Regions from separate parts of the Homo sapiens genome. Here regions 1 and 3 are each linked to region 2. A link is a loop called in an ENCODE intact Hi-C map of the cell type or tissue named here. Cell type or tissue: heart left ventricle. All regions are shown on one strand. Links, peaks and the distances in the headings refer to the core of each region. The heading gives the core; the rest is flanking DNA.

Region 1 (7,496 bases), core at 1,660-6,659, 390 kb before region 2:
GAATGCAGTGGGTTACACTGAGATCTCTAGGAGAGCCTAGTGCCTTCTTGTGGAAGGATGTGGTCTCTGATTCTGGGTACTGTGAAGAATGAATTGGCAGCCAGTACCTGTTACCATACCTAAGTAAACAGCAGGGTCACTTAGATAGTGGAGGTCTAAGGGAGCTCAAATCTAAGGAAGAACAGGGGCCAAATGAACAGGAGGAACATGCTGCCTTGCTGTGAGCCCACAGCAGCCTGTTAAATTCTGCACAGAGGTTAGCTCCTTCCCCTACCTCTTGGGGGTCTGGGGATTTGAGGGAGTAGAACCTTTGGCTTTAGCAGAGGCTGGTGGTTGAGGCTGCAGAAAAAGTATTAGATACCCTCTTGGCACTTCCAGGCTGAGAGACCATGGAGCATTTAGTATTATGGGCCACCAGACTTTGTTTCAGCTATTTTGTAGATGACGTTTCATCTTAATGCTTGCATCAACCCAGTGCGGTAGATATATCTTCATTTTTAAAAAGATTGGAAGGCGCAAAGGACATAGGAAAATTGGCCCAAGCCACACAAGCAGTAAAGGACAGGTGAGTTTGACCCCTCATGTGTCTGCCCAGTGACTTGTTTTACTGTAGAAATTGAAATTGTGCAGTTGCATATGGGGACATTGCTTGAATTGCAGGTATTCTCCACCCTGCCCCGATTCTGAAACCCAGTGAAACAGCCATGGCTGTCAACTGGTCAGTGCCCTTGGTTTGAAGAGGGAGCACTGACCTTACATTAAGTCATGTGGCTGTGGTTTATAATTATCTATGGGGAATAAACACTTGAATCTGGTTGCTGCGCATTTATCATCTAACACCTTGGCTGAGATGCGGGCGGGAGGGCCTTCTCCCCCACAGCAGAGCTTGAGAGACTTGGAAATTTGATCTATGCAACCAGGCAGCATCCATAATCTTTTTATGAGTAATATGATATTCGGTTGTCTCCCTTCAGCTTCAGAAACGCTCTGGAAGTGATTCTCAGGGCCTGTATACTTGGCCATCTACCATCACATTGTCTATTCACATTCAGTCTGGGGGTACAACTTTTGTCCTGTGTGTTTCCTTGAATTTCTTCTCTCCAGCTTTGTATAGAAATTATGCTATGCCGACTGCCTGGCCCCTTACATGCTTCGATACACATCCATTGTGGCTTGCTGGGGTATTTTTGGTATCTGCGTTGTGTACTTGGCACTTGCGTGTGGCCTAATTCGTGCCTTCCTTTGCTGTGCTGTAGCTGCAGGTGCTGAAATTTGGAGGTTTTATTTTTAAGTCAGAATGTTGATAGTCCATGTAACTTTAAAGCCCTACCATGAAAAGATGACTTCCCAAAATAAAGACATGTCTGAATTTTGTAGTAGCTTTTCCACTGCTTAAGACTTAAAAACAATTAAGTCTTGCATCAGTCATTTTTGGTTTTTAGTTTAACTGGTTTTTGTTGTTAAAGATTTTCTTACTTGATGCCATTGTTGTAATTTATTATTTGCTATTCATAAATTGGCTGTGTCTCAATATCTAAATAAAGTAAGGACCTCATGGGCTCTCTCCGTAAGTTCGAGACCGTTTACATTGGTAAGTCACTGATTTCAAACAGGCCTGGCCTTGCATCCACGTTCTTTTTCTTACAACCTTGAAGATCTTTTATATAAGTGATTTAAGCAAACCAGGGATTTAAGCAAACCAAGGCTTAGCAAGATTATCTGTAAAAGGGGAATAATAACATCTGCCCCTCTGGGCCGGGGTGAGGTTTCCAGATACCACATGTAATAAAACCCAATCACTGCTCCCCTGAGAGCTCGAGGCAGCCACCTGCTGGGATTTTCCTTTCCTCTGAGAATGTAGTTTAATATTCTTAGTTTAACTTGACCCCAACTTCCTGGTTCATCAGTTACATAATCTCCTCACTGACTAGCTCAGAGAGAGAACCTTTCTAGCCTTGGAGAAGCTCTAGATGTTGACCTGAAGTTGTGTTGTTTTTAGCAGTTACTGTATTTATTCCCGGAGGACTCAGCTGGGGCTTCTCTCCTAGCCTCTTGCTTTGGGGATCTGCTTTGTCAGAGCCTCTGAGAATAGACCCTTGGCTATCACATGATCAAAGCATGGGGAACCTACTGAGACCCAACCACATTTATAACTTATTCTGAGCCGTATACCCAGGTAGCTCACCCATTACAACAAGTAACCCATAAATCTCTTTGTAAGTGATTGGTGGATTTTTCTGAGCGGAGTATCTGTGTCCCTTTAGAGCTGTGCTTGGCCCTGTTGAAGATGTTCAGCCTTCACATTGGGTGGCAGCTGGTCGAAACATTCCTGTCAGTGACTGCAGGACAGTAACCTTCAGACCTCGAATGCCCCCTAATTTTCTGAAATGAAGTTACAGTTCCTTTTCTGTTCAACTAGCAAGCTAAAGTTCAGCCCTCTTACCTGATTCCACACTGATCATCTGGAAGGAAGGTAGGATTCAAGGAGAACTCTTTGAGTGGAAGAGCAGTCAGAGATGTAATTCTGCGCCTGTTCTCTTACAGCAAAACCAAGAACTTTTGCTCTAAGAGAGTGGACTTTGGGAGTGAACTTTGTCAGATGATTAGATGGTGATGTCCTTTCTTGTTAAAGGAGGAAATCCATGTAGGAGCCTCAGGATCGCACAGGCTGAGGACTGAGTGTTAAACATGGCAGGCCTTCCTTCATGGGGCTTGAGGGATTTCCTGCAGTGCCCTTCCTCCTCTCCCTGACCGCCTACCTCCTGCAAAAGATATTTGTTCTCAGCTGGGCGCGGTGGCATACGCCTGTAATCCCAGCACTTTGGGAGACTGAGGCAGGCAGATCACTTGAGGTCAGGAGTTCGAGAGCAGCCTGGCCAACATGGTGAAACCCTGTCTCTACTGAAAATACAAAAATTAGCCTGGCATGGTGGTATGCACCTGTAATCCCAGCTACTCGGGAGGCGAAGCACGAGAATTGCTTGAACCTGGAAGGCGGAGGTTGCAATGAGCCAAGATTGCGCCACTGCACTCCAGCCTGAGTGACAGAGCAAGACTCCGTCTCAGGGAAGCAACAAAATAAAGATATTTGTTCTCAAAGGTGAACAAGTTACTGCTTTTACGTGCTGGCTTCATGTATTGGCTGGCTCCCTGCTGCTTGAGAGATGATCTTATACAGTTGAAGAAGGCCTCTGCTGCAGGAAAGCACTGGGTATGTGTGGGTCAGCCCCAGGCACGAACAGGGGAGCCCCGCACCACAAAACCAGTGAAGATGGAGGGGATTCTCCATCCGAATTGTCTTCATCTCCCCCAAACCCCACGTCCCTTCCAGGCTTCTTATCTGGTCTGTTTAATCCAGGGGTGAGCAAACCGTGGCCCACTGCCACCTGTCTTTATAAAGTTTTATTGGAACACAGCTACACTTAGTTGTTTACGTTTTGTCTGTGGCTGCTTTTTCACTGACAGTGATAGCAGAATTGAGTAGTTGCAGAAGGCCTGCCAAGCTTGAAGTATTTACTCTCTGGCCCTTTACAGAATAAGTTTACTGATCTTGAGCTAATCAGTAATCAAAACAGGTCTGTTTGGAAGGGCCCACCTTTCTTAAAACCCAGCTTTAGGAAGTGCAGTTAACCACTGTGGTGGTAGATGGAGAGTGCCAGGTGATTTTCAGTGTAAGCTTCACACATCTCTTCTTGTCATTAAACCAACCAGACATTTTCCCTATGGGTTTTGGATGCCCTCAAATGTTTATTTATAATTTCAGAAGGCTTTTAGTGTTTCAGTGACTGAAAAACCTATGTGGGGTTGTTCTTTTTATAATGTATCATTTAAAATAAATTTTTATTTTGGAATAGTTTAAGGTATGCAGAAAAGTTACAAAGATACTACAGAGCTTCCGTAGACCCTTCACTTCCCCTCTTCACTTCCCGCCCCCACCCCACCTCCGGCTCTTAGCATCTTACAGAACTGTGGTACCTTTGTTAAAAATAATGAAATTAGTGTTGATACAGTACTGTTAACTAAACCACAGACTTCATATGGACTTCACCAGTCTTTCCAATAATGTTCTTTCTCTGTTTCAAGCTCAAATCCAGGATGCCATGTTTCTATAAGCAACTTTAGATTTTTTAAATGATGACATCTACTTAATATAGTCATACTTTTTTCCCTTTGCATAGCTGATTTGCTGTCTTTTGGTAAATTAAATGGTTAGTGATGATATAACCCTAGAAATCAGAGGTAAGATCTGACCTAGAAATATGTAATAGTAGTGAGGGCTTCATTTATTGACTGCTTGCTATGCTTCAGGGCTTTACGCCTATCATCTCATTTAAACCCACAGTGACCCAGCCGATGAGTCATGACTCTCTTCACGTTAGCTGAGGGAGTTTAGGTTGCTCAGCCAAGTTTCAGTTGTGGATGACACTAAGTGCAGGCTAATGATGGCAACTGTGGGCCAACCTCTGGGGGGCACTCGTAAGTCATTCGCTTCCTTCTCAGCATAGCCTCTAGCTATTGACAAAAAGAGGAACAAGCCTAGGGGAGGAAGAAACTGCAAGCTGGCACTCAGCCAACAATGATAGTGCCAGCTCTGGCACCCAGGTCTCTCTGCAGAGTGGCAGAGTCTTAGGCATTTGTAATTTGCATGCGTACAATCCTTCAATGGCCCCTCTTTGCCTTTAGGTTATGATTGTGCCTCCTGAATATCCCGGTACTTGCATCTCTCACCATTCTTTCCATATTCCATTCTAGTCACTGAAAAGGACTTGAGGGTCTGAGATCTGTGCTGTCTTGTCAAAACAGGGTTTACTAGAAACATGACCTTGAGTAAGTTGCTTTCACCTTTCTGAGATGGTCTTCTCATATGTCATGTGGAATAATAGGGTGGTTGGGAATAAGTGTACTAGTGCCTGCCTGTTGCATCTAGCACAGGGCTAGATTGCACAGTTGTGCCTCACATGAGCCTGGGTGTGGGGAGGTGATGACGATGTTGACTATGGTAGCATCAGCTTCAGCATTAGCTCCGCACAGATGCTGCCTCCTCCAGGAAGCCCTCCTGGCTATCCCCATGGTTATTAGGTGCTTCCTCCACTCTTCCTCTGAGGGACCTTGGGCAGATCGCTACATGGCTCTCAGTGCCTGTATTATGGTTATTAATTGGGCATTCTCCACTCACTTGGCTGCAGAGCAGGTGGTGTCACGGTTTCCTGGGTGTCCCCAGGGACTAGCACAAGGCCTGACAGGAAGTCCTCAGACTGTAAATGATGAGCCAGTGGGTCTACTCCGAACCTTCCTGATGGGCAGCAAAGTCCTTCTCCCCCAACGCCGTGGGTTATGGCGACTTGCATGTCACAGGCCTTTGTTTCTCTGCACTGCTGTTGTCCCTCGGTGTGCTCGTGGGGAGCCAAACAATGTGCTTGCGTGTGGAGTTCTCCCTCTCCTGGCACTTAAGGAATAACTGGCATTTATTTGAACAGAGATTTTCCCATAATATACAGATCTACAATATTTCCTTCTGTCTTTATTAACATTTTCAAACACTCTTGCCCAGGACAGCTGTTCTAGACTTATGCTGTATGTTTCCCAGACTGGCATGAAAGATCATTTCACTAATGTGTTAGCTTCTGCTCAGAGACCTGGCAAATGAGAGTTTAGAATCTTTCATTGCAGTGCAAACTTCTGATTTGATCTCGTATTGTATAACCGTAGTGAAATATCTTGGTATTTGGGGGATTTAGTCACTTCAAATAAGCATTCATTTCTTTTCTTAATGCGTATTCTCCTCGCTCTACCCTTTTGAATTTAGATTGCATTCAGTGCTTATACAGGCTGGAATCAGGGGCTTGTATCTCTAGTGCTGCCCAAAGCCTGACCTGTGTATATTATGCAAGAAATGTTTGTTAGATGCAGGAGTTCTCTGGTGATTGGTGCAACTGGTGTCGAGTTTTAACAGTTAAGGCCCCTACTCCCTTCCCCCTTTCTGAAATGTTTGTGATCTGTCGCTGCCAGAATGTTTTTAATATGCGTGGAGCGTAGAGTCTGGTACTGGAGGCGACTGGATCACAGTTTGAATCAGAAGCAGCATGGACTGCTGATCTGTTCCATTTTCTAAAAATACACTTTGTAAAGTAACCACATATACAGCACTGTCATAATTTCATGTTTTGGGGTTTGGCCCCACTGCTGCACGTGAAAGCTACAAGGTCTTTCCCCGAAATTCAGGCCCATGTTTCCAAGCAAGAGTGTTGACTCTTTTTAAAGAAGAGAGTTTCCTCATCCTTTACACAAATGCATATTCTTTCCCTGCTTACTGTCTTCCCAGCTCTTCCACCCACCCCACCTAAACACAGGAAATGCCTCCGTGGCGTCAGGAACAGTCAGGTAGACTTTCAGTCTGTGCATTTTCAGGAACGTGTTTCCAAGTTAGCAATTTGAAATCTTCATGTGCTTTTAGTGAAACACTCTTGTTTCTATTTGTCCCCTTTCTTTGAGAAAGAAGGACGGTGATGTTGGCCTTCCGTGCTGAAGATAGAGAAGAATCCTGTTTTAGGAGATGCCTTTTGCAGTGTAGTGTGTTAAGTTGGGAAGATAGCGAACAGATATTAGCAGTTCTGTATATTTCTTCTGTCTTGGTAAACGTGGTTTCTGAGCTTTTTAGGAACAGTTGACTTCTTCCTCCATTTTCGCAAACTGCAACTTGGCTTTCAGGAAACTTGTGGCACTTAGGTACTTTTTTGTACTTGGTCAGTAGCTTGGCATTAAACAGAATTGGTGGTTTGTGCTCATGCCAGTCTTACTAATCAAAAATCCGTAGTTAAAGGGACAACAAGAAAAAAAGGCAATAAATAGATTTTTTAAATGTTTAAATTTGGGAAATGGTAGGAAAGGACTCTCAAAAATTTCATTATGTTCTAGCACATAATGAGCTTTTAATTATTATTTCACTAATCACCTTTGATCTTTTTCCCAAAGATGTTCTTTGGGAAAAAGCTGGGGCTCTCCCCTGAACCACAGAGTACAAAAAAAATGATCTGGTGAGTGTTTTAGTTCTCCCAAGGATGATACTGTCAAGAACTGTGAAGGGTCTGAAACCGTACCCTGCTTGCGAGCTACCAAATTAGCCTACCATCGTTTCCGGGATGCTGGCAGAAGGCGTGGGACTCGCGGTCAGAGCCAACAGCCTCTATTAATCACAGCAATGACAGTATCAGTGTTTTCTTGTGCCAGTTCCCTGAGTTCCAGTTCCTACAAGGCAATGCAGCTTGGGCCAGGTCACACCTACATGCCTCAAGAGAGAAACCTGGAGCTTAGAAAACCCAGATCTTTTATGATGGGTAAAGCCCACTCTTTGAGAGAGAGAGAGAGAGAGAGGGGAGAGAGAGGAGAGAGAGAGGGGAGAGAGACGAGAGAGAGACGAGAGACAGATATGCCTTAGGGCTCAGTTCTCTCTTGGAACCCAGGTTGAGGAAAAGCTGTTAGTCCTTTGCTTATGGGCT
Region 2 (7,496 bases), core at 1,000-5,999:
TACCTGAAGGCCTTCACTGGCACACTCTGCGTCACTCACATAGCCTCATTCTCTTCCTGGTCATAGTCAAGAGGGCTCTCTGTCCCGTGTCTGAAGGGGACCCCCACCCAGACCCCTCTCCAAAACCCATTCTCCAAATTGTCTTTTGGGAAGGGCGGTCCACTCTTGGCTTTTTTGAAATTTCCCTATATAAATTTGCATATCAAAACCTCTGGGAGATTCTGTTTACTTTTTAATCCAGCATTCCTCAAATAATTTGACCACTCCACCTTTTTCTCAAAGAACATCTACTAAGATTCTGCACTTTTCGGCACTCTGCCCTAAAGCAAGAACCATATCCCACATTTGTGAGGCTACGGAAGACCTGAAGAGAATCTATACTGGAGATGATGGGTACCAAAGACAGTCTTAAAGCCCTGGACAAGGTAGCACCTTACCAGCTAACATCATACAGCTGATCACAACTTTCCAAGTCCTGTTTGGCTAACCTTGAACTCCCTTAATAACATAAAATAGGCTGTGTTTCACCACATTATTGACAGGAGTCTCATTAAGGAATTTGCAAAAGGCTTTGCTGAAATCTAAATTACTTTGTTTAAGGTATTCTCATCTACCAACCTAATGCACCTCTCAACAAAGGAAACAATACAGATTGGCAATAGTCAAACACAAAAGAATACAAGACATCTAGCATCTGCACGGCTTCTACACAAACATTTTTTTAAGATCAGATATTTTTCAAATAGCATTATTGAAATATTTTGAGTCTCCCTAGTATTTTAATTAGTCTTTTCTGTAAACAAATGGGTCCAGTTAGGAATTTATTTACTATGTCATCCAGGAAGCAGAGGTTATCTTTTTGCAACTGGCACAATGACCATGGCTTGAGCAGAATTTCAGTCAACCTGTACTAACTAGTGAATACTGAAAATACTAGTCGATGAATATGATCCTCATAGAACTTAATATCTAGAGGATAAAGAAAAAGTTTATGTTACTAAAGTATAAAATGAAGCAGATAGAGGTATACAAATCTAACTAACAAAAATCAGGCTTGCCTGCCTCACAATGGAAACCATACCAAAGATTCTCTTAGGACAAATGCAAAAAACATTATGAACTTTTAATTTTCATGCAAATGGGCCTCGCCCCAAAACACAAAAAAAAATTCACTAAAGGAAAAGCACTGGTGGAGGTGCTACTTTAAGCCATACATATGCTCTCAAACACAAAAGAAATGCTGTTTTCACAAAGGAAAACCTTAAAGTTTTACGTTTTACAGTCTGTGTTAAATTGCCCTTTTCCATAAAGAAGTACTTTTTTCGGGAATATTAACAAAGATCCTTGCGAATTTGTATTTTATCTGGAAACACTTTCACTTTTAGTAACCCCCAAAACCCAATCTCATCATGATGGAAATGATAGAAAAGGCATCTTTTTTATATTTATTTGACTATAAGATGGCACTTTAAAGACTAAAGCTTAAGAATCTCACAATCATCTATAGACTGCATAGTTGTAAAAGTTCACTATATGTAACTATTTTTTGTCATTCCCCACTACATAACTATTATGTTCCTCTCTTTTATAGATGAGGTAAATGATAGAAATCTGCCCAAGGTCACCTGAGAGAGCGGGAGAACCAGTTAGAACTGAGCACACCTGATTTCTATTCACTCACCTAATTTACCGAGCCACCTGATCTTTCCAAAAATCGCCAAACAAAACTATGCCTCCCTTAAAGGAAAAAGCTCCACTTTAAATTATTTTTTAAAACTTCTCCTCTCAAGCTTTTCCATGATAGCTGCCACGATGTCAAACATAAAATTTAAACTTCACAGCAGGACTTCACAGATGGAGAATGCTGTTATCATTACTATGTAAATATCATCAATAACAGCACCTAGAGAAATGGCAATACAAAATGTTAGGAAGCAATTTGGTGCCTTTAAAATTCGGCGGTTTCAAAAGCTCGTCTGCTATCAAAAGTTTTCCTAACTCCTATGTCATAATAAATAATTAAAACTGATGGTGCCATAAACCATTATTATTTAAACCTGGTCTTTTTAAATTGAGTAGGCAAAGCCACGCACCTAAAATTCAGTAGCAGAGTAAGGATGCCACCAAAAGAAGCTTCGTCCCCTTCTCCCTTGCCCTTAAAATTCCAACTGATGCCATAGGAAGCGTAGCCTGTCTCAAGAGTTTCGCGAATGCTAGCGAACGGGAAATGCACGAATTTCCAGAGCCCCTTTTATACAGGATCTATTAGGATCTATATCTCCTTCAACTGCCCTTATGCGCTACACCTCCGGCTGAGATTTGGGAGCGTCCGCAATTGATAAAGGAAAGAAATATTATTCAAACGTCCTTTAAAAATTGTACAGGGAAAATGATCCGAAATTCATCTTTGGGTAAAGGGAAGGGTGGTAGACCTCCCACTGCCAAAGGCAGTTAAAAGCTGCTAGTTAGAGGGCATTTATCCAAAGTGGCCAAACTTTCCCAAAATAGTCCTCTGGCGGCCAAAGGGGGAGAAAAGTGGAAAACCAAAACAAAACAACAAGCACACAGCACCATACTGACTGTGCCTCCGGATTACGCAGCCACTTCTCCCTGCAAAGTGCACGCTCCCGCGCCGCGGCCGCACGCCGAGCACGGCAAGCGGTGCCCCGCCGCGCGCCCCTACACACCTGCCTCGGCCGGGGTCCGTCTCTCGCCGTCTACCTGTTGCAGCGCTTGCCACCGCCACGAAACCCCTGCTGCGGAGCCCCCCTAAATCCAACCACATCCAGGCCAGCGAGTGCCGCTCTCCCTGCAGCGGGAGAGCCCGAGGCAGCAACGCTCTTGCACCCAGGTGACTGACTGCACGGGCTTCCTCTGAGCAGCCTGAAGTTGGCTCCCGTCTCCCGGGCCCAATGACACCCCGGGCGCGGAGGGGCTGAGAGGAGGGGGCAGGGGCAGGGGCAGGGCCAGGGCGGGCAAAAAAGGGAGGGAGAGAGGGCGGGCGAAAGCCCGGAGGGGGAGTGGGCCAGCTGGAGGGCTGGCCCTTTTAAAAGCGGGTCACATGTCCAGATAAAGTTCAGGTTGCTATCCCGCCCCCCTGAACCCTTCCTATTGGCCCGAAGAGAAGCAAGGCTCCACGCCGCACGGGTCAGGCGGGCTTCTTATTGGACAATCCAGGCTGTCAGTCACCAGGCGGGCGACATGACTGATACAAAGTTGCTGCGACACAGCCTGGACTCGGCAGCTTCCTTAAAGCCGCAGCCGCGGCGGGAGCTTGGGGTGCCGGGCGGTGGCTACATCAGGCGGCCTCCGCACGCTGCCCCCACCCCCATCGCTCGGCCGCCCCAAACTTGCTTACGTCCACCCTGCTCTCCTTCTGACCGACCCCAGGATATCTGGAGAGATGTGAAAAGTGTGCTGACGCGGAAGAAGTCGGTTTTTCCGCGAGCAAAGTGTCGTCCCCTCACGCTCTCCACCTGCAGCTCCAGGTGAGCTGCAGCCCAGACCCTGGCGCCGCCCAACAGCGTCCGCGCGCGGGGAGGACTCTGGGTGGGCTTCACCCGACCCTCGAGGTTCCTCTCCCAGCCCCTTTCCACTGTCTCCAGAGTTACCTCTCAGCAGAGCAGCAGCAGCCTTCGCTGCCAGCGAGCAAGACGATCACGTTCACTCGATTTGAATTTAGTTGTTTTAACCGTGCTGGAAAAACCCTTTAAACACAGCTTTCCTCCCATCCCTTAGACCCCTAACACCAAAAAAAAAAAAAAAAAAAAAAAAAAAAAAAAGAGAGAGAGAGAAAGATAAATGAAAGAAGTGGCAGGGTCAAGAGCTGCTCCTCTACTTCCTTATAATTTTGTCACTGTACTTACTACTTTAGTATTGGATTTTTCCACTAGTTCAATTTGAAAGCAAGCTTACCATCGAGGATATTCACGTTATAATGGGTGGAGGGGGTGGGTCACATAAGTGGGAGAAACAGACAGGAGGGGGGAAGGAACCAAACTGTTTTCTAAGGATCGGTTGTCTGCATGAAGAAATTTCGGTTTCCCTCCAACCGCCCCCTCCTCGATTCTCCTCCCGCCCACCCAAATGCTGCAGTTACTAAGCAAAAGGATGGGGTTCCTAACTTTGATTTCTAAGGACTTTTAGGCTTCTCATGTAAGGCCCCGTTTTAGGCTCCCCGCTGGCCCGGAGTCAGCATCAGTGACGTATACACCTAAATCTGGTCCCCCGGCCCTCGGCGACCCGCAGCCCGGCGGCGGCAGCTGTGCGGCCTCCCGCCTCACCCTCGCTTCGCGCCCGCCAAAGCCCGAGGCGGGGGACCGGGGGACACCCTGTGCCCAAAGGCCCCTCCTCTCCTTAACAGTTAGTTAAGCTCCGGGATTCCGGACCCCTAACCCAGGGCTGAGACTTGAACTCTCAGCCGCTCCAGTCAGGAACTCCCTGGAGATAGGGGCGACAGCGGCAGCGCCGCGAGCTGGTCCTGACCCCAGACTCTAATGCCCCTCGGTCCCCAGCTTGGAGCTGCCCCCGGCGTCCCCGCAGCCAGGAGTCCCCGCCGAGCGTCCCAACTTTCCCGCGGGGCCCACCGTCACGCGCACTCTCCCGGCCCAGCGAACTGGGCATCGATCTCACGTCGGCAGAGCGCGGGCGGCGGGCGGGAGCAAGGGGAGTCCCGGACCTAGAGCCTGGGCACGCGAGGCGGCGGCGGCTCCGCAAGCGTTGCCGAATTATTCATTATTAAAGGAATGGACGTGTCTCTTTTACTAAGTTTTTATCTCCTTTGAGGAGGGCCGGTCTTGCCCTGGATCTCAGCTTCTTGCAAAATCTAGGTTAGAACCGTGCAGGGGCAGCCGCCGCGATCACTCGCCCGCCACCCAGCACCCTTGCCCCAGGGCCGCCAGCGGGCAACTCGTCTCCTGCCCGCATCCCACCTCCGCTCGCCAACCCGCGCCCTCTGCCCTGGGCGCGCAACCTGCCTTGCCCGGGGCCGCCCCTGCGCTCTCCGGACCCCCTCTCGCCGCTGTCAGCGCAAAGTGACTGTCGCTGCACTCACCTTTTCTAGGACATGGTGGGGAGGCTGGGGCGGGGGAAGGGGAACGGCTAGACTCCCGCCGCCGCTGCTGCCGCCGCCACCAGCAAGTCCAATATTGGCTGATCGGCGGTGAGGATGGAGAGGATGATAATCCCGGCAGTGGCAGTCGCCCTGCTGACGGTGGGTAGAGCAATAGTGCTGTTACCCTACAAGAGGCGGCGAGGCAGCGGCGCCAAATCGCGCAGAGGGGGACGCGGGCACCCGCCCGCCCCCAGCGGCGGCGGCCGGGCCTCTGGCGGGCCCCTCTCCCGGGGCTGCGCGTCCGCTCGGCGTTGACAGCGGCGTCCCTGGGAGCCGGGAAGTCCGGCAGGAGGATCCCGCGCCCGCCGCTCCGCAGCGCCACTCTCCGCGCCCCCTCCCCGGGCCCTGGGTGGCCGGTGACAGCTCCGGCGGCCGAGCGCGTGTGTGAGGGGGCGGTCGCAGGGGGAGCCTGCGCCCCCCTCCCCGGGTCACGCCCTCACGAGCGGGAGGAGGCGGCACCGCGTCCGGCCACCCGCGGGTGGGAAACGGGCAGGGGCGCCGGCAGCCGCCCTCCCACTACGGCCACTGACAACCTGGAGGCCAAAGGAAAACTGAGCCCAAATGCACGCACCCCCTTCAGCCCTGCCCGCAGCCCTCCAAAGTCCGGCCCTGACCTCGCGCCCGGCTTCAGGTGCAGTTCCCACCTGCGGGGGGAGGCGAGGGCTGGGGACCTCGCGCGGGGGGCGGGAGGGAAAAGTTTTCTTTTCCTGCTCCTCGGCTGCCCACCCCGCCAGGCTGCTCCTCTCCCCGCCCCTCTCGGGCTCGCCGCGCCTCTGCCCCACCCCCGCCGTGGGGGGGCGCCGAGGAGGGAGCGGGCGTCTGTGCGCGGAGGCGTGCGGGGAGCTGGCTGGGGCGCTGCGGTCGCGACCGGTCCCCTCGCTCTGACGGCGGCTCAGACGCCCGCGGAGGCGGCTCGGCGGGGCAAGCCGAGGAAGGGGCCGAGAGCCGGGACCCCTCCTCCTCCGCTCGCGGCGCGCCGCGCGCCCCCGCGTCTCCTGGCGCGCCCCCGCGCCCTCGTGCCCGCTCGGGCAGACACCTACGCAGACGCGAAAGTGAAAGGGGGGCGACTGGGCCCGGCAGGCGGGCGGCCGGCGGCGCGCGGGCACGCGGCAGGGGACAGAGGATGGATGGGTGAACCCGGATCCCGGGATTCTCCCGCGCCCGCTGCCCCTCTGCGGAGCCTCCCCGGAGTCCCACGCCCCCACCCCGGCCACGGAGATCACCACGTCAGGAGATATGTATGCGTGTGCATGTGTGTGCGCGCGTGTTCACGCGCGTGTGCGAGGTACGCTTCTGCCCCAGACTCTTCCCCCGCACCGTTACACACACCCTTAGATGGAAGATTGGGGGTTTGGGAGGGGGGAGAAGTGTGAGTGTCACTACCAGTTAACCGGCTCCCCTGCTGTGGTCCCTTTTGACTCAGTTAAACCCCACCAACTGACCACACACACACCCCTTTTCTGGCTTAACACTCCTTTTTCTGCAGGCTCTATTGCCCCCTTCCACCCCCGCCCTTCTTTGGGTTCTTTCCCGTTTTATTCCTAAATAGCTGTGAAAGTTGCTAATCCCTTCCCACATAGACCCGTGTTAAACACCGAGGTGCCCTGTTAAAACAATCACTGCCTTTCTCCTTCCACATTCCCACTGTCCTGACAGCGAGCTTCCCATTGCCTCCATCACCTACACAGTTTTGGCACGACTCGGTTCTTAGCTGGCTCAAGGTAACAATTTGGCCTCTAGTAAAACAACCTTTTGGCTTTTCTTATTTGTAGGAAAGGCTTCTAGGTTCATATTTACTGCATTCTTAAGGTATATCTTAAGATGGTGATCAAGAAAATATTTACGTATCAGATATTTTGAAAAATAACATTCAGTGAGTTTTAAAAAGAACCATTTGGAAGTGTACTGATGTCTGCAAACTAATTTGGAAGTGCGTGCATCAAAAATAAAATGCAGCAACATTGGTGGATTGATAAAATGGACAGAAGGATGGATAGATATGTGATAAAACATGTTGATAATGCAATATTAATAGTAGAATATAAGTGCTAAGTATACAGGTGTTCACTGTAAAGTTCCTTCAGCTTTTTTGTGTGTTTGAAATTTTTCATAACACAATGTTGGATAAAAAGAACCCCCCCACTTAAGGTAACCTATATAATGTAAATTGTTTCCAAAACTTACAAATTGGGCATTGATTATTGTTTCCTCCTTTACAAAATGATTTTCTATAACAATTCTTAAGCTAGGTACTCCCACCACTATTTTAATCAATGATTTCAATTAAGGACAATTTGATCAAATTAGGGTGTACAGTGGGGTTATTATAACTGCAACATTTTAGAAATTTATAAGGTTTCTTCCTGTGTTTCTTTTGTCCATT
Region 3 (7,496 bases), core at 1,660-6,659, 520 kb before region 2:
GACAGACTCAGAAGTGTTCATGGCAGCTCCTGTTCACTCATCCCACCGTTTTACCTCCAGTCCCTCCCACCTGCCGTCTCTGTGTGACATCTGGCTTCTGGTGCCCCTGTAGTCGTTTATTCCTATGTGGGAAAACATTCCCCTTATTCTCAAGTAGCTTTACACCACCTTTCCTCCACTGTCTTGGTCTTGCTGAAAACCAACATTACTAACATTACTGTGCAGCCACCATGATTTGTAGCTCTCTCATGATGGAGTCATCTGCTCTGCCCACATCTCTGGAAAAAGATAATGGGCTTGGCCTTCTCCCCTGCCCCTCCTGCACCTCCTGCACCTCCGACATCTCTCACTCTTGAGCTGAGTTCTGCAGGGCAAGAGGAATTGTCCAGGTTTGCAAGGATGTGGGGTGTCAGAAGGAAGGAATTTTGGCAGAGGGGTGAACGAGGGTCAAAGGGTAGATGATGGAAACAGTGTGATACATTTGGGACCCGAGGGCCATCAGGCAAGTTAGGAGGAGTGGTAGGAATGGAGAGTGAAGGGAGGGAGGGAGGCAGGCACTCAGATTACTCTGCTGAAGGGTTGCCTTGCCTTTGAGTGATAAGGACCTATCAGGGTTAAGTTCCAAAGTGGTGCAATAAGATAAGCATTTGGAAGGATTCTTAACCTCTCAGACCCTTAGTTCCTTTAAAAAAAAAAAAAAGTTGGCCGGGCGCGGTGGCTCACGCCTGTAATCCCAGCACTTTGGGAGGCCGAGGCGGGCGGATCACGAGGTCAGGAGATCGAGACCATCCCGGCTAAAACGGTGAAACCCCGTCTCTACTAAAACTACAAAAAATAGCCGGGCGTAGTGGCGGGCGCCTGTAGTCCTAGCTACTTGGGAGGCTGAGGCAGGAGAATGGCGTGAACCCGGGAGGCGGAGCTTGCAGTGAGCCGAGATCCCGCCACTGCACTCCAGCCTGGGCGACAGAGCGAGACTCCGTCTCAAAAAAAAAAAAAAAAAAAAATTTTATTCATACTACCTCCCACCCAGCTTTGTGAGGATTAAAGAGTGAGTCTTTGCACATAGTAGATATTCATTAAATGCCTATCTTCATTTCCTTCTTCATCCTTCTCCTGATTTGTTTTAATCTTGAAATGTGCATGTGCCTCATTTGGCAGTTATATTGCCTGGTATTTTAAGTTATATTTCCTATGTTTACTTTGTTTCTGGAACTTTACTGTTTACTCAGAGAAAATGTCTTATTTATCCTTTGCTTGCCTCTTCTCATTTCTAAATACAGGCATGCCTTGCACACATAGTAAGCACTCAGTAAGCATTTGCTTTTTGCTTCAGTATTCAGATTTGACTAAAATTCCATATTGGTAATATTGTGTGTCTCAACAATTTCTAAAGTTATTGGAAGAATTTATATGTGGTTGGAATTGGTACTTTCACATAACATGTAGGATTGTTTTTCATTCCTTTATGAATTTATGTCAGCATCTTTCTGAACTGTGGGTAATATATTAGACGTAGAAAAGTACATCATGTTATGTGTGAAAGAGTCTTATAGTTTCAGAGATTGGAGTGTAATTACATCATTTCTTTGAGTAAGTACAAATGAGCCGCCCCCCATGAGCAGTGCATTGTCTCTTTCTGGGCCTGCATGACACCTAGGTGCATGTACTGTATGATATGCAAAAACAAAGTAACACTCTTTTGCTTAAAAACATCTTTTAGTTGCTATTTTTAAAATAGTCATTACCATTTAAAACTAAATTTGGATGCCACTTTTGTTTATGAAGTTTCTCTTAAAAAATCTTCCATATGTGGATAATTTGAATATTCACTTTAATTTTCTAGAGTATGGCATTAAAATGTCGATCTAGGCAAGCTGTCAGTTATCAAATTCAGCATTGTAACAAGCTGTGAATTCATGGGATAGAAGTAGGAAGCCACATACAAGATTTGACAATCTTTCATTTGTTGCATGTAAAAGCAAATTTATCTTCCTTTGCAAAGCAAAGTTTTAGATTTTTGGAAAACCTTACCGCTTGAAGATTGCTTTGCCTCCAGAGCACTTTAGAATTGTATGGGGTTCTCAAGATGGGCTCTGGTAGAAGATTACAATGTATAATTTCAGTATTAATCTTCAGGGGTATGGAAAGGAAGATGTCCAGAGTGAACCTGAAACATATTTTACCAATTGCGCATTAATTTTAAATTGCCAAGGGCAATGAAGAAAATAAAGAACAGCTGTCCTCAGAAAATTTACAGCAAGTAAACTAGAGTTTCTCTCTGTCTCTGTTTTAATCAAAATGGGTGTGAGGTGAGCGTGGGTGGAAATAGAGGACAGTCTTCTGTGGGAGGGAGTTGAAGAGTCTTGTGGTGTCTGCAGAAATGCAAATGCAAAATTGAAATAATAAATCCAGGCACATCAGGACTGAATATTCATTTTCACAATTAGTAATCTTATTTGTTTTAAGGAAACTCTGAGAAACTATTTGTTTCCAAATGAATGGTCACATTAAATTAATAGGGGCACATCCTTCCTCTGAGACGGCGAACCCCGAGTCCTTGCCTTTACCCCTCGTCCATGTGGTTTAGGGTTTGGTTTAGGACTGTTACTACTTTCCTGTTGTCCAGTGACTGTTTTTTTTCAGCCCATGAATTAAACCTTCTTTTCTCTTTGTTACCTATGGTTTTATACGTTTTCCTCCTCTTTAACGCATCCACAGAATAGAAATGAAGAAAATTAATAGGACTTTATTCTATCCTTACAATAAATCATCTTGCTTCTGGGTGTATTTGGGGTTGGAGGTTGGGTAGTTGTCAGAAAATGACAATGGTATATTTTCAAGTAGTGCTGAAGGTGTTTTTAGAACAGAAGAAACTTGGTGGAACTGTCTTGCTACAGAGTAGGCATGCTAGGCTTTGTTTTTGCATTACATTCTGATGAGGTCTGTGACATTTTATGGTACACTGTTAGCATAGTGGTGAAGAACATTAGCCCAAAAGACTATCTTGATTGTAATCTCAGTTTTACTCCTTATTAACTCTGCCTGTAACCTCTCTGTGTCTTTATCATCTGTGAAAAGGGATAAGGATCAGATCTCCTTCATGGGGTTGTTGTGAGAACTAAAAGAGAATGCTTAGGACATTGGCACCTGTTGAATAGCCAGTAAGTGTGAGTTGCTTATTTAGAGATAAATCCAGTCATTGAGGCCAATTATAATTAAGTAGTCTCATTATTGATTTAAGGCTCTAGGAGATTGAAGAACTTTCTATTTTTTTTTTTTTAAAATAGCAATTTACATTGGGAAATAAATCACCCAAATTCACTTTATCTGTTAATTTTATATGGCTCTTAGAACAAACAGCAAAATTAACTGGTTTGGCTTTTAACCTCTTCCTCTTCAGTGATTTGTGGACATTTGAGCATTAAGATATCCTGAGCAGTAAAATAGCCAGAGGCTCAGGAAGAACACCACGGTTTTCAGATTATCTCAAGCTTTTCCTCAGAAGCCAAACAAACACCACAAAACACCCTGAAAACCAAAAGCAGGCATTCTTCCTCCTGGGATTTAGTACCTGCTGCTACAGCTGCTCTGAGGTGGAGAGGCAGAGGGCAGCAGCGAGACACAACATTAGGCCTTTTCTGATGTTTCCCATCTCTGCAGCAGAGGAATGAAAAGGAATCTTGCAAAAAGCAACGGCCCACTTTTGCCTTGAGTTTGAGTCTCTTTTTGATTTATTGTAGTAAAATTTTGCTAGTACTTAAACCTGAGCTACATGAGTGATGAGCTTGAAAATTTATTTAGCTGTCCCATCCTTTCCAGCTTACTTTAATACTTACCTATGCCTGGGCACACACATGTTAGATGGATTTTAGTTGTAATTTTGGGGTATTTCTTACAGGGAAGGTATTAGAGGAAAAAATACTAGAAATATGGTTCCTGTTCTTAAAGATGAGCTTCAATCTAAATTCAAGACAGAGATTTTACTCTACTTTCATGTTAACCAGTTATCCTGCATAGTTCCACGGATACTAGTAGAAGACACAAGACTCCTGGATCTTTGACACAGGACAGTTTATTACTGTCAGTAGCTAGAGCAGTGCATTTTGTGCTCATTCCCTGAGCCCTGATTCCTCAGGGCACTGCAAAGATGGCCAGGTGATACTTATGGATGATACAGTTGGTTGTGTTATAGGAGGAAAAACTCTGAATGCAGAAAACTCAGATCTTTTATAATGGCCAGCAAGGAAGCCTTTTGCTCTAGGAGACACCATCTCTATTTGCTAAGGCTGCAAGCAACCCTGCTCTTTGCTCCAGAGGGTAGATATTGGAACAGAGGGTGCTTCCACCATGCTGGGGTGGTGTTGGTAGTGGTGAGTGGGTGGTATGATGTGGGGAGATGTTTGTGAGCAGTTGTATCCAGAGGGTGGCAGATCCCAGGTGCTGTGCTGCATTGTCTGCCTTAACTCTTTCTGTAGGCTGTGGTGAGCTATTGACAGATTTGGATGGGAGTGTGTCTTGAGATCTTTGACAGAGAATAGAATTGGTGGGAATAGAATGGGGGTAAGATGGAAGGCAGGGCGGTTGCTTGAATTTGGGGAGTAATTCAGATAAGAAATGATGGAGGTTTAAACTAGAATATTTGCAGTGGAAAGAAGGGATGGATAGGAAGAGAGACTTCGCAGACAAACAGAATTTGATGACCTGCTGGATATTGGAAGTCAGGGAGAGAGGAAAGTGAAAACGAACTCTAAGCCTCCCAGACCAGGTGGATGAGACCTTTAGCCAAGGCAGAATGCAAGATGAGCAGTAGGTTTGGGAGGGATAGAGACTGGTTTTAGATATTCTGAATGCAAGTGGCATGTTATAAGAAATAGAATGAAAGCAAGAGGAGAGATGGCAGGAATTATTTTTAAAGAGGTAAGGTTTTGAGTGTCTAAGTCAAGATGATAGTGGAGAAAAGGACAGAATCTTTGTGAATGCTTCTATTTTGATGATGAGAGGAAGAAGAATAATGGAGACATAAGACAGAGGGATAGGAGGCGAAGGAAGAAGGATGGTTGTAAGGGAATCCATAAGAGGGGAGATTCCAAGAAGGAAGAAGTCAGCTGTGCCAAATACTCTAGAAAGGTCAGGTTGGTGGAGGAACAAGAAACAACCATTGGGTTTAGTGGCTGGAAAGTCAAACTAGATAATAGCGAGGTTGTACTTGTTTTTTTCTTAGGTGTTATTTTCTCATAAGAACCATGTGAGACAGGTGGTATTATCCCCATTCGCATGAGCCCCTGAAGTGAAGAAACGTGATTTGATTTGTCTAAGTCTCAGAGGTAGAGAGCAGTATACTACAACTTGCTTCCAAGACTGTGTTTTAAATACCCACGCTCTTAACCACAGTGAGCATGAGGAGATGGAGACACTATAGTCTGACCTTTTTTTGAGGATGTTGGAGAGATGAAGGAAAGAAAAACAGAAGACAAGCTGTTAAATAACAAAGTTTAAAAGTTTGAGAGTACTGTAGGAAAGGGAAGTTGGGAGGGAAGATTTAAGTATCACCCACTGAAAGTGTTCATCTAGATTCAGGATTAAGCCATTCTAAAGTTAGACCTGCCTTTTTTCCATAACAACTGCTTCATGGATTCTGAAGGTGCATCCTTGGCCCAAGAGAGATGCACTGTCTTTGCTGAGGATTGCTGCAACACCTCGTGAGGTCTCTTCATAGCAGGCAAGATGTCAATACAGAATCTGCATATGACAATATATTAAAAATTTTAACGTATTGCATTTTATGTTTTTGGAGTATATCACACTCTCTCACACAGTCTCCATAAAACTCGGTAGCTGAGCAGATATATATTAATAGGCTCAGTTGCACATGTGGTATCAGAGGCCAGAACAAGGTAGGATAAACCTGTCACAGGTCACACAACTAGGCAAAGCTGGGGTTTGGAGCCTAGTCTCCCGACTCTAAGCCAGACTTATCCTATGGCAGCAGAAACAGGGTGAGAGGAAGAGTTGGTGGACAGTGCAACTTATTGGTGATAGGGGAGCTTGATCCTAAGGGAAGGCGCAGAGGCTGTGAGATACTCCTTTTGCCAAGGTTCATGCTGTGAGGAAAAACTGAAGGGCACATTGAGTGAGTCACAGCCAGTGCCTGTATTAGATACTGGGATCGGGAGACCTCTGGGAGAGTGTGGGGCCCCAAAGGTTACTAATGAAATCGGAAACTCCCTGTTACTCCGTCGCTTTCCTCTAGGCCCTGTCTCGGCACTTTGCCAGTAGCTTGGGTAGAAAGAATAGCAACAAGTCTAGGGCATCTGGTCTGAAGCTAAAATGCTTTCTCTTGTGTTGCCTAGAAACTGAAAACGAGGCCAGCCACCTGTAGTATACAGTCCATTTTGACCATAATACAGAGGTTACAGCTAGTAAACTTTCTACCTTTCGTATTTGAGACTTGGATTCGGGAGGATGAGACTTAGCATCAAGTCTTAGGTGTATCTTTAGAAGCCTAAAATTGTCAGTACTTCCAAAAATACGGGTTTAGACCCAGAAGTGAGTATTTGCTTTGCACTTTTTAAAATATTTCTCACTTTTCTCCTGGGATGGGACAGTAGTGAGTGGATGTGACAGACAACCCCAGTGGGCACAGCCACCCTTACGTGCCAAACTGTCTGGTTTCTGTGTTGAGTCTCTGGTTTGTTTGGGAGTGGGAAGACTGTGGGAATGAGATCCTAAGACCTTTCCTGAAAGTGCCTGCTGGTGGGGAGGCTAATCATCACAATACAGAAATGCGTTTACACAAAGAGTAGGAGAAGGCGAACATGCCAGTGAAAGCAAGACTTATATAGGAAAGGGAAAAACAGATTAGTTGGTGGCAAATAATAGCTGTCTGTAATGTTTTTCTATCTGCTGTTCAAATAATTATCATCCGGGGAAGAACTTACAAATGTTATTGGTGAGCAGGAATTGTATATTTTCCATGAGTCATTCTCGTTAAATAAATTTTGACTCTCTTCCCAGCATGTGCTTTATTTTATGAAAATGGGCTTATAGATTAAAGGCCTTGGTTAGGACATTTATATGTATCGTGCCTGGCTATTTTGAAATTAATTTTGAGTTTTATACTACAATTAAAGCTTGTAATGATTGCTTGGTATGTGTGAAGCTCATGCACTTGCTTTGTAAACATTATCTCCTTTAATGTTCACAGCAACCCAGTTCCCATCATTAACCCCATTTTCAGATGAAGAAGCTGAGCACAGAGAGGCTGAATAACTTGCTAGGTCACATAGCTAGAAGGTGGCAGAGTTGGAAGTTTTCAGGATGTCAGTAACCTTAACTTGTAATAATTTATATTTTGTAACCTTAACACATTTGTATTTCCAAGATATGTTTGTTTTTTATTTAAATGGAGGTACCAAGGTCCAGAAAGTTTAAAATGTTATTCAGTATTATGTTGAATCTCATCTTTGTACAGCTCTACTTTATCTGCTGCCTCAATG

The links. A loop is a pair of places that touch in the nucleus more often than their neighbours do. Peaks named below come from ENCODE experiments on the same cell type or tissue, not always from the same donor. Only the 100,000 strongest peaks of a DNase experiment are listed, where the experiment ranks them.
Region 1: it touches region 2 in a loop (2.4-fold over the local background); 24 of 110 quality-filtered maps call a loop at or near these places.
Region 3: a loop joins it to region 2, with 4 times the contacts of the local background. A loop is called at or near these places in 7 of 110 quality-filtered maps.

Annotation. Positions count from the first base shown.
Region 1 is chr4:148,052,624-148,060,119 of GRCh38, forward strand. The region is part of intron 20 of ARHGAP10 (Rho GTPase activating protein 10); the gene reads left to right. Among named protein-coding and RNA genes, the nearest start is that of MIR4799, 270 kb to the left of the region's middle. RefSeq lists an enhancer at 1-3,499. In heart left ventricle, for the core only: CTCF peaks have their summits at 1,833 (motif pointing left) and 4,450 (motif pointing right); a DNase peak (open chromatin) is centred at 4,514; H3K27ac peaks cover 2,785 bases.
Region 2 is chr4:148,439,473-148,446,968 of GRCh38, forward strand. NR3C2 (nuclear receptor subfamily 3 group C member 2) reads right to left here and starts at 2,942. Exons shown (of 9, transcript NM_000901.5): 1 at 2,688-2,942. RefSeq lists silencers at 2,850-3,139, 5,326-5,375, 6,136-6,275 and an enhancer at 5,076-5,165. In heart left ventricle, for the core only: no CTCF peak of the experiment used is centred there; DNase peaks (open chromatin) are centred at 3,169, 4,239, 5,499, 5,889 and 3 weaker places; H3K4me3 peaks cover 5,000 bases; H3K27ac peaks cover 3,337 bases.
Region 3 is chr4:147,921,705-147,929,200 of GRCh38, forward strand. The region is part of intron 13 of ARHGAP10 (Rho GTPase activating protein 10); the gene reads left to right. Among named protein-coding and RNA genes, the nearest start is that of MIR4799, 140 kb to the left of the region's middle. In heart left ventricle, for the core only: a CTCF peak has its summit at 3,607; a DNase peak (open chromatin) is centred at 6,256; H3K27ac peaks cover 667 bases.